Regions from separate parts of the Mus musculus genome. Here region 2 is linked to region 1. A link is a loop called in an ENCODE intact Hi-C map of the cell type or tissue named here. Cell type or tissue: heart. All regions are shown on one strand.

Evidence for each region. A loop is a pair of places that touch in the nucleus more often than their neighbours do. Peaks named below come from ENCODE experiments on the same cell type or tissue, not always from the same donor. Only the 100,000 strongest peaks of a DNase experiment are listed, where the experiment ranks them.
Region 2: a loop joins it to region 1, with 3 times the contacts of the local background. A loop is called at or near these places in 5 of 42 quality-filtered maps.

The regions. Positions count from the first base shown.
Region 1 is chr8:25,013,142-25,021,141 of GRCm38, forward strand. Adam9 (a disintegrin and metallopeptidase domain 9 (meltrin gamma)) reads right to left here and starts at 3,781. Exons shown (of 22, transcript NM_001270996.1): 1 at 3,544-3,781. The coding sequence starts at 3,640. It overlaps Tm2d2 (TM2 domain containing 2), which reads left to right and starts at 4,070. Exons shown (of 4, transcript NM_027194.3): 1 at 4,070-4,451; 2 at 4,925-5,012; 3 at 7,298-7,413. The coding sequence starts at 4,228. In heart, a CTCF peak has its summit at 4,961; DNase peaks (open chromatin) are centred at 1,980, 4,000 and 4,950; H3K4me3 peaks cover 3,438 bases; H3K27ac peaks cover 2,007 bases.
Region 2 is chr8:25,597,698-25,605,697 of GRCm38, forward strand. D830025C05Rik (a long non-coding RNA gene) reads left to right here. Exons shown (of 1, transcript XR_003947362.1): 1 at 1-1,510. It also overlaps a transcript of Letm2 not described here and a transcript of Nsd3 not described here. Among named protein-coding and RNA genes, the nearest start is that of Letm2, 4.2 kb to the left of the region's middle. In heart, a CTCF peak has its summit at 1,274 (motif pointing right); DNase peaks (open chromatin) are centred at 3,874, 4,494 and 5,144; H3K4me3 peaks cover 3,827 bases; H3K27ac peaks cover 3,049 bases.

The DNA.
Region 1 (8,000 bases):
GGGTTGCCATACAAAGTAACAAGTTTCATCTTGGCATCCTCATAAATGTCATTACAGCTTGTGCTCATCCACTCCTGTCCTCCTTTCTTACTCTTAAAAGATGGATGGCGAGACAGGAAGTTGGGAGAGCAGAGAGGCAGGTGAATCTGGGCAGAGTTTGGGGATCACATGAGGGTGGAGATAGTCAAAATACACTGTCTGAAATTCTCAAAAATTAAAAATGCCACAGCATCCCATATATAATCACCTTGAGGAAATTGATCGACTAAAACAGATCCCATCTCCCATCACAACATGAAAATGATCTCTGAGCACATAAACCAGGCAGGGCGATCCAGCCTTAGCTGGGTCCACTTCAGACCCTTCAAAGATGACAGTAAGGACAGTTGTTGCAGTGCCAGCAAGGGCTAGAGTCACTCCAAGGCGCTAGGGTATACACAGTGCCAGGTTAACAAGGAAGAGGAGGTATCATGAGGTTAACTACGTCCCATCTTTATGTCTCTCACTTCATGTTACCCCTTAGGAAATCATCTGAAACCTTCTACAGCAAACCATAATATTTAATAACATATAAATAAATATACGCCAGACATGGTGGGGCACACCTTTAATCCCAGCACTCTCGAGGCAGAGGCAGGCCAGCCTGGTCTACATAGTGAGTTTCAGGGCAGCTAGAGCTACACAGTGAGACGCTCTCTTGAAAAAGCAAAACAAGCAAAAGAACAGATTTGAAACCAAATTTGGGAAAAGCAAAATATAAAACTAGTTTTCAAAGACCAGAAATTTTGTACCTATCAACCAGGTATGTTTTCACTTACTACTTAGAAGTTTGGAAACCAAAATATCTTTAAGACAACATTTTCTTTTATAACATGGATAAATGTGTTTTAATCTGTTCTTTCCAAAATACAAAATTAGCTTAGATGTTCAGCAACAAAGAAAGGAATAGAGCAAAAGGAGTACATACGCACAGGGGAATTCCATTCAGTCACCAAGAACAAAATGTACCCTCAGCAGGAAACCCGGTAGTAGCACTGGCAGCTACCATGTCAACTGAAATGTATTTTCTCTCACATATATGTGACATAAGAGTAGAGACAGGATGATGGGAGGGAGAACACGAGCTGGGCATGGTGGCTCACGCCTTTAATCCCAGCACTCGGGAAGCAGAGGCAGGTGGATTTCTGAGTTCGAGGCCAGCCTGGTCTACAAAGTGAGTTCCAGGACAGCCAGGGCTACACAGAGAAACCCTGTCTCGAAAAACCAAAAGAAAAAAAAAAAAAAAGAAAGAGAACACGAGAAGAGAATGAGCTAAGTGAAAAAGTACCATGATAAACACACATGACACTGTCCTAAGAAAACCCATGATCTTATATACTGATTTTAAAATTAATTTTAAAAATCTGCAGCCATATGAAGATGAGACCTAAGTTCCTACGATTATATCTACTTCATTTTCCAATTATTCACCATGAGTGAGTTTTCAAATTCATCTTCTTTAGAACACCAGTGTTTCTAAATCATTTTTCGTCTACATATTGTATTTGCTATCTTATGCAAGAAAAAAACAAATCAAGAGGTTTCAAATATCTGATTTCCTTATATTTGTTGATCCCGGAGGTTTGTTGTTGTTGTTGCTGTTTTTAATCATTTGAATCCACTACTCAGAAATTATTCTGTACTTATTCTGGACACAATACTATAAACAACAGTTTAAAATCCTCCTCACACCAGCTTAGCTCCCAACATGGCTAATGGGAGGATGTCCCAGTTCATGCTTTAAACATCCTGTATTCCAAAAACTCAGCTGATTTTGGAAGATCATTCACTTCAGGAAATTTGAGTTGACTCACAGCCCCACCGCCAACACCTCAAAACCTGGCTCCGCCTCGCTCTCTCCACTCTCCTAGAGTCCAACCCCCATAGTGTATTAACCTATTAACCAACACTCTGATGGTCACACTCCTTAGAAATCTTCATGCCCCAAACCAACCTACAGGGTGACTGTGACTCCCTAGCTTAGCACAGGTCTCATCCGTGGTGCCAGTCCACCTGGCTTTCCCTCCCAGGATCTCTTTCCACAAGCTACCTAACCACACATTAACACTCTCACCCTTTTCCAACAAGTTGTTTTCTTTTATAACCACTTACTCTTGGAGGGGGTAAAAATAAAGCTCCTTATGTTTATAATGGATCCCTCCACTCTTTTTAAGTTGAAATTCTCTCACCCTTTTAGCTCAGTTCAAAAATCACACTTTCAAAAAAGGAAAAAAAAAAACCACACACACACACACACACACACACAACACCAAAAAACAAAAAACAAAAACAAACAAACAAAAAAAAAAAAACCCTTCAGCATCTCTCCTATATCTTAGTCCACATGGTCACCCTTTAGATCCTCCAAAAGCATCAGGAATGGGTTTCCTTCCTGATGAAGGCTGGATAGATTTCCAAAGCGAATACTCATGCCTATGTGAGCAGCTGGCCCATTGCAGCAGCAACTGAAGAACACAAGGATATTCCATTCATTTTTATGCCCATGTGTAACAACAAACATATACATGTACTAAAAATATAATCTGGTTTTTGCTGGCAAACACAAGAAGTTAGAGATTATTAAAATTTCAGTTCCTTTCATAGCGATATTGTTAACTAGAACAGCACGTTTCATCAGACACGTCCTGGAAGCATCCCATTGAAAATTTGTCAGTATTTATAAACTCCAGGAGGACGCTAACTTAATTAAAAAGGAGAAAGCCAAAGACAAGAAGCTGTAATTAGTTTCGTGAAGGTCAGCGGTCCTGAACTCAAATCTACACTCATCACCTTTGAAGGCAACAATTTTGTAAAGCCTTCTATTGTCCATAGTGTTCCCGGAGCTCAAAGAGATAACTAAGCCATGCAAACACTAATTTAATACAAAGGATGAAATAAATAACTTATTTCCAGGAAAAAAAGAACCTAGTGTGTTCCCATTCAGTTTCATCATCCACAATATAAATATCTTACATATTTACGGGAAGTTTCACAATTCAGATGTGCTGGCGAACAGTAATTTAATTCTTTCCGATAATCCCCTGGGTTAAACAGAGCAGAGATTCTTTGTCCAGATTTAGATAGATTGAACTACAGGCTCTAGAAACGTAGCGTTTCGTTGATTTTATTATTTTAAGTATCCTTACTAACAAAAAAAAAAAAAAAAAAAAAAAAAAAAACGGCCCAAGGAAAACCCGCCCTCTTCTCCATCGGGATCCCTGTGGACCTACTGCTGAGTCGTCCAAGACGGCGAACGTCAAACCCCAAATCCTGATAGACTGAAGCAAAAGTTCCATCTCCCAGCCCAGAGCTGGTGACAGCCACTCCACCCGCAAAGCACTCGCTGCAGCCCGGGAGTAGCGAGCGCACCGCCACAGTGCAGCCGGCCGCCGGCCACCGGGCTCCGGGTCAGCGCTGACAGGGGAGCCGGAGCCCAGGGTCCGCCTCGCAGCCCTCACCACCCAGCACTCACTCCCCACAGCACGGTTCCCGTCCGGCACCCACCTGGTCGCCCGGCCTCGAGGACTGGGCCCAGCAAGCCACACGCCAGCAGCCACCTTAGTCGCAGAGAGGCAAGGGGCGAGAGCGCGCGCGGCCCCATAGCGAGGGCTTCGGCAGGTTCCGCTCAACGCGCGGCCGCCGCCTCCGCCCCTTCGGTCATCCTTGCAACCCCGCGGGGGCCCCCGGGCTGGCGGGGCGCTCGCCCTCGGCGAGCACGCGCGCGGCACTGACGCAGCAACCCCCCCCCCCCCAAAAACCCCGCCCCTTTCCCGATCCCGCGGCCAGAGGCTGACGTAGGGAAAATACAGTCTGGCCAACCCACCGGCGGCCGCCGCCGCCGCCGCTCCAGTTCGCGCCCGGCTGTTCCGCCCCTCCGCCCGCTCAGCGGAGACTAGAGAAGGTAGGAGGGGCTGGAGGGCGGGGCTAAGGGAAGCTCCACCCTCCCTCCGCTCCGTGCAGCAGTGAAGGGTCTACTGGAGGGCGGAGCGAAGCCAGGCCACACCTTTCCCCTGGCCGTTTCTGATTGGCCGTAGTGGCAGGCGGAGCGTCGAGCTGCGCACGGGTTGGCTGTGGAACGGAGGGTTGCGTACCCGACGTAGAGAGAGGCCTGACAGCGCCGGGCTCCGGTGGGCCGTGGCGGCCTGGCTTTGTTTTTAGGCCAGGTCTCTAGGACCGGCCCCCGGGAAGATGGTGCTGGGCGGCTGCCCTGTGAGTTACCTATTGCTGTGCGGCCAGGCGGCCCTGCTATTGGGGAACCTGCTGCTGCTGCACTGTGTTTCTCGGAGCCACTCGTTTAATGCTACGGCCGAACTGGATCTCACACCCTCGGGCGCCGCTCACCTCGAGGGTCCCGCGGCCTCAAGCTGGGAATACAGCGACCCCAACTCGCCAGTCATCCTTTGCTCTTACCTGTAAGCTGCCGGGACGTGGCGGGCGGACCTAGAGGGGGATCGGGCCAGGGATAGCTGTTGGTTGTGGGAGCGGAAGGCTGCTTCCACCTCGGGGAGGTGATTCCGGGACTGGTGCCTCTCAATTGCCCTGCCACAGAAAGCAATTAAACTGTGTGTTAGTGGTAGATACTGGGAAGGAGTAATGTAGGCTACAGAACCCTTCCACTTCCTGCACCCTTTCTGCTGCCTTGGTTACAGGATGAGTTCAAGGCCAACCAGCCAGCCTGGGTAACTTGTCTCAAATTTAAAAAAAAAAGAAAGAAAGAAAATTCAAGGGCTGGAAATGTAGCTCAAAGGTAGATAGCACCTCTAGCGTATCCAGTTCCCAGTACAGAAGGAGGAACAGATATTAAAAGAGGAACGAAAATAGCATTGCGTGCGGACACAGAAGCAATCGGCAAAAGGCACTGATGAAAAATCTTACTGATTTGCAGACCCGACGAGTTCGTAGACTGTGATGCCCCAGTGGATCACGTTGGAAATGCAACTGCCTCCCAGGAGCTTGGTTATGGTTGTCTCAAGGTGAGGATTTTGTTCTTTGTACAGGCACCTTCGTGGGAAGCATGGCCGGGTGCTGTTAAAGAATTACAGAAGGGCATACAGACAGACTTGATTTTTTTTTTTTTTTTTTACAACTTCATCCGTATAACTGTCGCTGGAAACATGACAAAGGTTTTAACGGCTGAAGAGCACATTTGCTTTCCTCAGGAACCAACCATGCCTGTGCCCAAGCCACCCAAGTGCAAAGACCAACCTGTATTGCTTCCTTTGACTGTTGAAACTAACAAATTAAAGCCAAGACATCGACTGTACTTTCAAAGCAAGGCTTTTCTTAACAGAGCAGCAGCAACAACAGCAAAGCCATGCACTTTGTAAAGCTGGTGCTGAACTGGCCTTTCTTGGTTACACACGCACTTGGAGCAAGTTCCTCATGCAGGTGACAGCCGGCCTGCACCATATCCGTTGGAAGTAGCTAGAGTCTGTCAGTTATGATTTTATTTGAGGATAAAACATTCCAGAGAAGCCAGTAGTATAGCCTTAAAGTGAGTGCATCTAACTTGGTCTCTCAAAACCCAATGAAGTTTGGTTTGGTTTGGTTTGGTTTGGTTTGGTTTGAGTTTTGTTGTGCTGGTAGGTTGGTTGTTTGTCTGTCTGTCTGTGAAAAGGTCTCACTACAGCCCAAGCTAGCCTTAAAACCAGGTTCCTCTTGCTTGAGCCTTCTAGCGCTAAGATACAGGTCTGCATCACTGTGCCTAGCACTAAGATACAGGTCTGCATCACTGTGCCTAGCACTAAGATACAGGTCTGCATCACTGTGCCTAGCACTAAGATACAGGTCTGCATCACTGTGCCTAGCACTAAGATACAGGTCTGCATCACTGGGCCTAGCACTAAGATACAGGTCTGCATCACTGTGCCTAGCACTAAGATACAGGTCTGCATCACTGTGCCTAGCACTAAGATACAGGTCTGCATCACTGTGCCTAGCACTAAGATACAGGTCTGCATCACTGTGCCTAGCGCTAAGATACAGGTCTGCATCACTGTGCCTAGCGCTAAGATACAGGTCTGCATCACTGTGCCTAGCGCTAAGATACAGGTCTGCATCACTGTGCCTAGCACTAAGATACAGGTCTGCATCACTGTGCCTAGCACTAAGATACAGGTCTGCATCACTGTGCCTAGCACTAAGATACAGGTCTGCATCACTGTGCCTAGCACTAAGATACAGGTCTGCATCACTGTGCCTAGCACTAAGATACAGGTCTGCATCACTGTGCCTAGCACTAAGATACAGGTCTGTATCACTGTGCCTAGCACTAAGATACAGGTCTGCATCACTGTGCCTAGCACTAAGATACAGGTCTGCATCACTGGGCCCAGCTCATACTTAAGGAATTTATGTTACCACCTTAGCACTGTAGACTCGACACTATATTATAATGCAGGGTTGAGTTGTGAGAAAACATTTTTGCCACCTCAGACACAAACGAATAGGCTTTGTAACACCACAACCAAGAGGACAGCTCTTAAAGTAAAGAGATATTTTAAATACACTGAAATTTTGCCCTCTAGGTAATTGGTAAAAGTCTGACTGGCATTCCATAACGGTAACTTAGTTGTGACTATTTTAATTAAAAGCTGAATGTATCGACACAAGATTCAAACTCTGCCTCAGCCAGGGTCCTCAAGGACTGGTAACACTCAGAGGCTGTGAGAAATGAACACTCCTGTTCTCCAGTCTCACGCTGCTGAGACAAGGGAAACAGTGGGAAAGCAATGATAAGGTACGAGGGAGACTGAGTGGCTCTGCTTTCTCTGTTGGAAATGAATTAAGTAAAGGGTAGAACTCTGATTCTAAACATTTTTACTGGAGCTAACCTTATACTGGGGTAGACTACGCAAACCTATCACCATGTGTGGCTTAAGTCCTCAACCTGATGATAGTCTGAATTATTTTCTGATCTTATTCTTTTACTGTAAATATGCAACAGAGGTTCTAATACTCGCTGACATGTCAATTTCCATTCCAAAACTGCTACATTATATGCCTGTTAATCCAGGATACTCAAGCCATTGTATACGTCTCTGCAGCTTGTTTCTGTTTTACTATATACTGAAGAAGCCTGTCGAAAAGAAAGGTTTACTTAAAGCAACATTCACTTAGGATGGACTACTAAGTCACTTGAAGCATCTCTGAATTGCATGCTTTTGACAACTTTACCCACTCTTGCTAGAATTAATACAGAACTGAAGCAGCTTCCATTGGTGAACATGAATGTATGTTTCTGTTACTTTCTCCACAGTTTGGGGGTCAGGCGTACAGTGATGTGCAACACACTGCAGTCCAGTGCAGAGCCCTGGAGGGAATTGAGTGTGCCAGCCCCAGGACCTTCCTACGAGAAAATAAGCCTTGTATAAAGTAAGCGTTCCTTTGTTCTTGAACTGTGTGTGTGGTGTATGCTGGGATTTAAACCCAATCCACATAGTAAGCAAAGGTTCTGATAATGAACTACACTCAAACTAAGGGTTACTTTGAAAGGGGCGCTTGGCTAGAGGTACCAGTTGGTGGTATGACTTTTTATTTGACGTATTGAAGACTGCATATGCTTCCTCCTACGTGCAGCCCACAGACTGAGGCACTGTGATTGCAACAACCAGGAGGAAAAGTTGTGGGTTCAGAGTCTTTCGGTCTGTCCCTCATTCTCAGCTTGCAGGCACTGGGCCAAATGATGTAGCTTCAAAACCCTCCTTGTGTTGGAGTTTTCCCTTTATTATCCTTTGAAGGGCTGGATTCGTGGAAAGATATTGTGTGAATTTGGTTTTGTCATGGAATACTTTGGTTTCTCCATCTATGGTAATTGAGCTGGGTATAGTAGCCTGGGCTGGCATTTGTGTTCTCTTAGGGTCTGTATAACCTCTGTCCAGGTAGTTGGGAGTCACCTGGTGTCATTGCTGGTAATCAATCCTAGCACCTCTGTAGGAGAGCACCAAAAGTGCTCTTAACCT
Region 2 (8,000 bases), 580 kb after region 1:
TCACTTCTGGGTCGGAGTTAGTTGAGGCAGCGTCTGTACTACAGGACCAAAGCTGCGTCCCCCCCCCCCCCCTGCCTGCCCACATTCTGTAGTCTAGCCAACTCCTCGAGAACTCCTTGAATGGAGGCCCTACCAGAGTAAGGTCTGATAGTAGCCTTTGTAACCCAAATTGGAGTCACTGATGACATCACTTTGATGATTCCGTTCCTCACCCTTTAGTCTCCGAAACTGCCTAGAGGTCTTGGGTTGGCGAAGGAGGTTGTGAGGTCCTGGTGGCAGAGGGGCAGCACTGAGAAAAAAAAAAAAAAAAAAAAAAAAAACCTTTCTTCTGCGGGGTCGAAGGCTGGAATGCTTCTGAAATCTTCATACGGAATTTGATTTTTCTCTTTAAAAAATGGTTTCATGTTGTCGCTTATCATTAGTTGTGTAGAAATCTCAACATTCAAAAATATATTCTAGAGTACTTGTTAAATAAGATAGGCATTGTGGGTTTGAGGACGTTTACGTTCCTAGGGCGGGCAACTAGCCATCTTGGGAAAGTTAAAGTTCTGAAAGCATTCTTGTTCCTATTTATCTGTTTTTTTTTTTTTCAATTTCTTTTTATTTTGCGGGGTTCTTATGTAACACGGGCTGGGCTGGAACTCAATAGGTAGTAGCAGAAAGTGGTCTTGAACCCTTGAACCACCTGCCTGCCTCCCCAGTGCTTAGTTACAAGTGTGTACCACTGCAGCCATCTTTGACTCTATATTTTAGTTTGCTTGCTTATTTATTTATTTAGAGACAGGGTTTCACGATGTAGGCCTGGCTGGCCCAGAACTCGTTATGTAGACCAGGCTTGCCTTGAACTCACAGAGATTCATTTGCCTGGTCCTCTAAATTGCTCAGATTTAAATGTGTGCACCACCATGCCTGGCTCGAGCTTTCTTCAACTTTTCTGAGAACTCTGATGATAAAATTATGAGCTGTACAAAATAGAATAAGTTTTGAGGGCTGGGCATGGTAGTGCATGCCTTTTATGCCAGTACTTAATAGACAAGACTGGCAGATCTGTGTGAGCTCAAGGTCACTCTGGTCTACAAAGTGAGTTCCAAGACAGCCAGGGCTACACAGTGGGATCCTGTTTCAAAAGAACTAAAAAAGAAAAGAAAAAAAGAAATGGAGGCCGTTTTTAATCCTAAAAAAAAAAAAAAAAAAAAAAGTATATTTCAACTAACCGAATGGACTACTTAAAATAAGCAAAACTTTTCAGTTTGGCCACTAGGGGTCCCTTTGTGCATGTCAGGCAATTTTCCACTAGGGGTTCTGTTTCACAGTCTGATCATAAAGAATTGAAATTTACAAAACTTAACTCCTCCTTCCCCGCCTTGAGACAGGGTCTCACCATGTAGCCCTGGCTGGCCTGGAACTCACTGTGTAGACCAGGCTAGTCTCGAACTCACTGAGATCCTCCTGGCTCCTGATTAAAGAGCTTATTATGTCCCATAATAAAGAGATTATGTCCCATGCTAAAGCTTCCCTCTCCTTGTTTTCTCGCTCTGATAATTCCAAGCTCTACAGTAATTATTTTAATATTTGTCAAATGCAAAAACATTCTTATCATTTTACAATGAAATATCTTATGGAAAAATTCTTATCCATGAATTATATTCACTTACAAGCAGGTACAGTAAAATGTATTATTTAAAAGCCAGATGAACTATCCCATACCCAGTATTTGAAACATAAAGAAGATTTTTTAATCTGGTCACAAGTTAACAATCCAGTTCTTTTAAGAAGGGTTGGGGGGATAAGAACCCTGATGAGACCCATTTGTTCAAAGCAATGAATACTTTCTCCAGGTTTGTATACTTTATCAGGTTTGACAATTTGGTGTTTAGGATAAATTGAATATATTTTTACCACCATAACCTGGAGAAACCTCTTCTGCTTCTGTCTTGATAAGCTGTTTGCTCGTTTGCTATTGAAAAGAGTAAGCATGGTTTGAACCTCAGAATAGGTTAGATGATGGAAACATAAAGTATTATGTGTGGGTAAATTGGGGAAGGAGGATTTCTGGGTCTAACAAGACTTAACAGATGAACAGTAAAGTGGTCTAAGGAGGTAGCTCATCTGAAAAGGTGCTTGCAGTGCCACTGATGATGGGAGTTCAAGCCCTGTAATACGGTGCAAGTCTGGAGCTAGCTCCCACAAGCACTCCTCTCATATTTGCACACACACAAAATAACACAAAAATCAACACTATTGTTCCTGTGCATGGTGGCACACACTTTAATTATAGCACTTGGCAGGCAGAGGCAGAAATTATATTAGGTTGAGGCCAACCTGGTCTTCACAGGAAGTTGAACAGCCAGGGACCCTGTCTCAAAAAAAAAAAAAAAAAAAAAAAAGACTTTTCAGGGCAATTGTGGTGCATGCCTTTGATCCAAGCACTAGGGAGGCAGGTGGATCTCTGAGTTCAAAGCCAGCCTGGTCTACAAAGGGAATTACTCCAGGACATCCAGGACTGTTACACAGAGAAATTCTGTCTCCAAAAACCAAAATAGAGACCAAACCAAAATAATAATAATAATGATAATATCATCAATGGAATTATTTTCATGATCACTTTTAGTATGAGTGCCCATTAAAATCAGTGAACTGCAGAGATTTTTCTAAAATTCTGAGGAGGTGGGCTGGAGAGATGGATCAATGGTTAAGAGCACTTGTTCTTGCTGAGTGCAAGGGTTTGATTCCTAGCACCCAAGAGGTTGCTCACAACCATCCATAACACCAGTTCCAGTAGATCTGACACCTTTTTTTGACCTTTTCGGGGACATGGCATGCACAAGGCACACAGATATATATGTGAGCAAAACACTGATAAACATAAAAATATAAAATATTAAAAACAGTTCTGAGGCAGGGCAGTGGTGGTGCATGCCTTTAATCCCAGCACTTGGGAGTCAGGGGCAGGTGGATTTCTGAGTTCAAGGCCAGCCTGGTCTACAGAGTGAGTTCCAGGATAGCCAGGGATACACAGAGAAACCCTGTCTCGAAAAGACCAAAACAAAACAAAAAACAAAAAACCCGCCGGGCGTGGTGGCGCATGCCTTAATCCCAGCATTTGGGAGGCAGAGGCAGGCGGATTTCTGAGTTTGAGGCCAGCCTGGTCTACAAAGTGAGTTAGTTCCAGGACAGCCAGGGCTATACAGAGAAACAATGTCTCGAAAAACAAAACAAAAACAACAACAACAACAAAAAAAAAACCAAAAAAAAAAAAAACAAAAAATTCTGAGGTGGTATTTGAAACACATCAGGAAATTTCCTTTAATGGTAGCAAATGTAGTCTCTATGGAGAGGAGGTTGACACTTTTTTTGTTTTGTTTTGTTTGTTTGTTTGTTTTTCGAGACAGGGTTTCACTGTATAGCCCTGGCTGTCCTGGAACTCACTTTGTAGACCAGGCTGGCCTCGAACTCAGAAATCTGCCTCCGGAGTGCTGTGATAAAAGGCGTGCACCACCACGCCCGACTGGAGGTTGACACTTTGTAGTGACAGGGTTCGGTAATTCTCAGAACAGAAAGCAAGAGTGTATCGGTTTCCTCATTTGATGGCTACGTATGTTTCCTTTGTAAGTTCTCGTTTCTGGGTTGGACCTTCTAAGTAATTACCAGGCCCCAAGAAACTACATCTGCACACCCCTTCAAGACTGTTTACCCGGCCCTGTCACTGGATCACTCGTATTTCCTAGAATGGGAAGGGCAAGGGGTTTGCAGAGGACTGCCTCCCTTCCTCTCACTCTCCGGTGATCGCTCTGGGACAAATATCCCCACGTCACTCAGTGCGGAGCTCTGGCCCGGAGCAGCGCAGGGCCGGGGCACGTGACCCGCCCGCAGTCCTCGCTGTGGCCCGCGGCCCGGGATGCAGTCGCGCTGACGTCCTCCCGGCTACCCACAAGCCTCTGTACCCCGGTGCGGGCAGGAAGAGGGCAACCGGGTCCAGTGGCTGCCCGGGAGATCGGGGTGCCTTCTGTTGCTGGACGCGGACTGCCCGGCAACCCCCGGGCACACTGGCGGCTACCGGTCTCTCTCCCGGGGAAGGAGACTGCCCCGGCTCGGGCTGTCGTCCTAACGTGCTGGCCCGTGTCTGGGACGCCGGGGCCAGGGCGCTCTGCTGACAGCTGTCAGGCTGTCAGTGACTCCCGGGCACTCCCCGGTCTGCGTCACCGCGTACCGGTCATCAGGTTCTTCCTAACATCTAGGAATGGTAGCGCAGGGCCACTCGAGTACCATATGGCGTCTAGTACGTGCTGCCGTTTAGTAAGTATTAGCCTCGCAGGCCCGACCTGGCTGCCCCTCCGCACCAGCCCTTCCTGTCCCTCTGCCTCATCGCCTGCGGTCTCGCGTCTGCTCCAGACTCTCGCGCGCCCCTCCTCTCCGCGGCTGACGAGCCTCTTCCTCCTTCGCTCTCAGCGCCGAGCTCCGGACTGCATTTCCCGGCAGGCGCCGCGGCCAGTAGCCAATAGGAGACCTAGGATTTGGCGGCGGCGGCGCCGAACGGGGCGGGGGGGCTTTGTGCGCGGAGGCGGCGGCGGCGGCGGCGACGGCGGCGGGAGCTGGCGGCGCGGAGATCCGGACGGAGGCCGAGACCGGGGCTGGGTTGCCGGGTGTCTGCTGGGAGAGGTGTGCAGCTTTCGATCAGAACCCTGGGACCCTGCTGCCCTTCGGGGCCGCCAGCCTCCGGCTCCTCTCCGGCACCAGCAGCTACGCGGCGACCCCCGTCCGGCCGCCTCCCCTTCGCTCCGCGTCGCCCGCAGCCTTCCGTCTGCCCGCAAAACGAGCCCGGCCGGCCGGGCCGTGGCCGTCCTCAGTGCCGGCCGCCATGGCAGGGGTGCTCGGCGCGGGGGAAATCTAGTCCGAGGATTTCATGCGGCCTAGCTCGGTTCCGTCTCCTGCGCCCGCGGTCCCGGCAGCTGCCGGCAACCCAGCCCCACTTCGGGCCTCGGTGTCTCTCCTGTGATCGCACTGACACGGCAGGGGGGTTAGAATGGAACAAACTGAAGGTAAAGTGCTTGTGTATGTGTGTGTTGCGCGTCAGGGCTGAGGAGGCTCCTTGGGGTGGGGGCGACCTAAGACCCAGGCACCCATAAGGAGTGAGACCCTGGAAGAGAAGGGGCCGCGGATGGCCTGAAAGGGTTCTGGGAAGGAAGAGCAGATGGTAAGGTGGGTGTGGAAGGAATTGGGAGGTGGGGCAGGTAGGCTTGGGATATGATGTAGTGGTGCTGAGCTGGGAATTGGGAGTAGAGGTGGGATGGGGGCGGGGATAAGGATGGAAACGGGGGAGGGGTAGGAAAAGAGAAGAGTTAGATTTGGACATTAGAGACCTAATGCAAATGAGGATAGGTCTGGAATGGAGTGTGGAAACTAGAAGAGTTGGGGGGAAAGGGATAGGGGTGATGGAGAATCGAGGCTTCTTCTGGGAATCAAGGAGAGAAACTAGTGAATCAAAGTGGAGGAAAAGATAAGATTAGGAAATAGGGATGAAAAATGATTGTGTCAGGATGCAAGAGCAGGATAGGAAATAGACGCAGGAAACTGAAAGACATACGATTGGGCTAGGGAAGGACATTAGCTGAGTGTTGGAAAGGATGAGAATTATCGACCAGGCGTCACAGAGTGTGAGGAAAAGGATGGGGATTATTGAAGTGTTAGAAGGGAAAGCCTTTTGTTCCTATGTTTGTGTGTATTCTGTCTTGTATTTCAAGGCTAGAGAAATAGAGAAGCTAGTGGTTATGGGGTTGTGATTGTTGTGAAATGAGGGAGGTGTGGGTGTTACTGTTCTGAGAGAAGAGGAGATGTGTTTGTGTTATGGTAGGGAGGCAGGGAAAGACATGGCCATAATTTGATGGTTTTGGTGAGGGAGTAAAGACTATTCAGATTTAAAGGGGGCAGGGGCAGCCATGTTTGTTACCCGGCACTGCAGTGTAAATAAATTCCTTTTCCTCTCCGACATCTGCGTGAATCTGGAACCGGCAGTTCACATTGTTACACCTCCCCTTCTACTCATGAACTTCTCTTACCTCTTGGGTCATTTGCAATTACTCATAACCACGGAAGGACGCGGCGATGTTTCCCATCTTGTGTGTTTTGCTGCCTCTTCCTTTCTTTCCCCCTTTCCTTCTAGTTGCAAAAAAAGGCATACTGATAAACCGCAGTGTACATTTTCACCCTTTTTTATAAATTTAAAATTAGATTTTTAAAAAAAACTAACTGAAGAAATCATTGCTATCATATTTCAAGCTTGATTGTGAAAAGTCTTAAATATTGATTGGTTTCCGACACCTCAGAAGCAAGTCAACATTTTTTTTTTCCAATTCTTTAAGTAAACAAGGAAACTGCATTGGTTATTTTACTTGGGGCGCGTTGAGAAAGGGGTGGGGAAGATCAGCCTGTTGTAGCTCATCTGCTTGCTGGACTTAGGGTCTTGGAAAATTAGAAATGTTCCAGGTGATATGCATGTTGTTATGAATAATGCTTTTTTATTAGCTTTTCCCCTCTCTTCCCTTTGCTTTCATGTAGCTAGTTCAATACAGTCTCCAAATGCCAGTTCAGCAGCGTGATCTGTGAAGTAGGCATGTAGTCCTTAGATCCTCACTGAGTTGTCAGCTTTTGAGGGGTGGGTGGAGGGGAAGTTCTGTCACTCCCAGGAAAGCGCCAGTAATTCTTTAATGCATTCAAATCTAACTACTTGTGTGATCTAAATTTAGACTAAGGGTCTAAGTCCTGACAAAGTAGATAAATTGGTATTGGGTGAAATTTATTTTCTATTCATATTGAAAAGGATTCAGTATTCACCTTACTTAAAATAATTGTAATTATGGTCATCCAAACTTTAGCCATGTGTTAGTATTGAAACTGTTTTCTAACACCAGCAAGGCCTGCTAACTATACAGTGGGCTTGGTCCATTTGTACTACATACAAATCTTAATAGTAATGTTCTCTCAGTTTTTGTAGAGTTTGGTGGAAAACTTAAATTTAATGTTGTTGGAATGGTACTATCTGAGATTAGACTTTGAATAAATGTCAGATTTATAACTTGGTGTATTTTGGTTGATAATATATAGCCTGAAAGAAGTTTTTTTGTTTTTTTTTTTAATTCTAAAGATAAATTTTATTCAAAGTCATTCAGCATGTATGTGGAATTTATCTAATTTGTAGAGATATTTTATTTGTATTGCTCTCCTGGTTGACATATTATTTGTAGCTAGTAGACTTACTTTCATTGACTGTCAGTGCCATCACTTTTAGGAAAATGAGCAACTGTATATTACAGCAGAGAGTATCTATTTGGAAGCTTGAATGAGCCCTCTTAGAGTGTTGTGTCTGGGTTCCTTGGACAGGTATCCATTCAGTGAGGAAGGCTACTGTATTTATCAAACACTTGAAACCCAAATCTGCTGTGGTTGCTGCTGTGCTCATCATCTGCCCACATGATGTTTAAAAACACTTTTAAAAATTATTTTCCTTAGTGTCTGAGTGTTCTTACCTGTATGTATATATGTATGTCTGTGTGCCACATGTGGACGTCAGAAGAGCGCATCAGGTCCCCTGGAATGAGAATTATGGATGGCTGTAAGCTACCATATGGGTTCTGGGAATTGAACCCAAGTTCTGGAAGAGCAGCCAGTGCTTTTAACCACTGAGCTGTCTCTCTAACCCTGATACCTTTTTTAAAAAATTATTTATTGAGACAGGGTCTCATATATCCCATTCTGGCCTCAAGCTTTCAATATAGCTGAGGCTGACCTTGAACTCCTGATTATGCGTCCATCTTCTGAGCATGCTGATACGTGCTAGCATTGCCTGGGTTATGGAGTGCTTGGAGTCCCACCTAGGGAACAACTATACTACATCCCTCTCCCCGCCACTCCCCCCTCCTTTTATTTTGAGTGACAAATTAACAGTTGGTCTTGTAATGATTAGATTAAAAGAGTTTGGAATGAAGGAAACTTATTGCCCACAA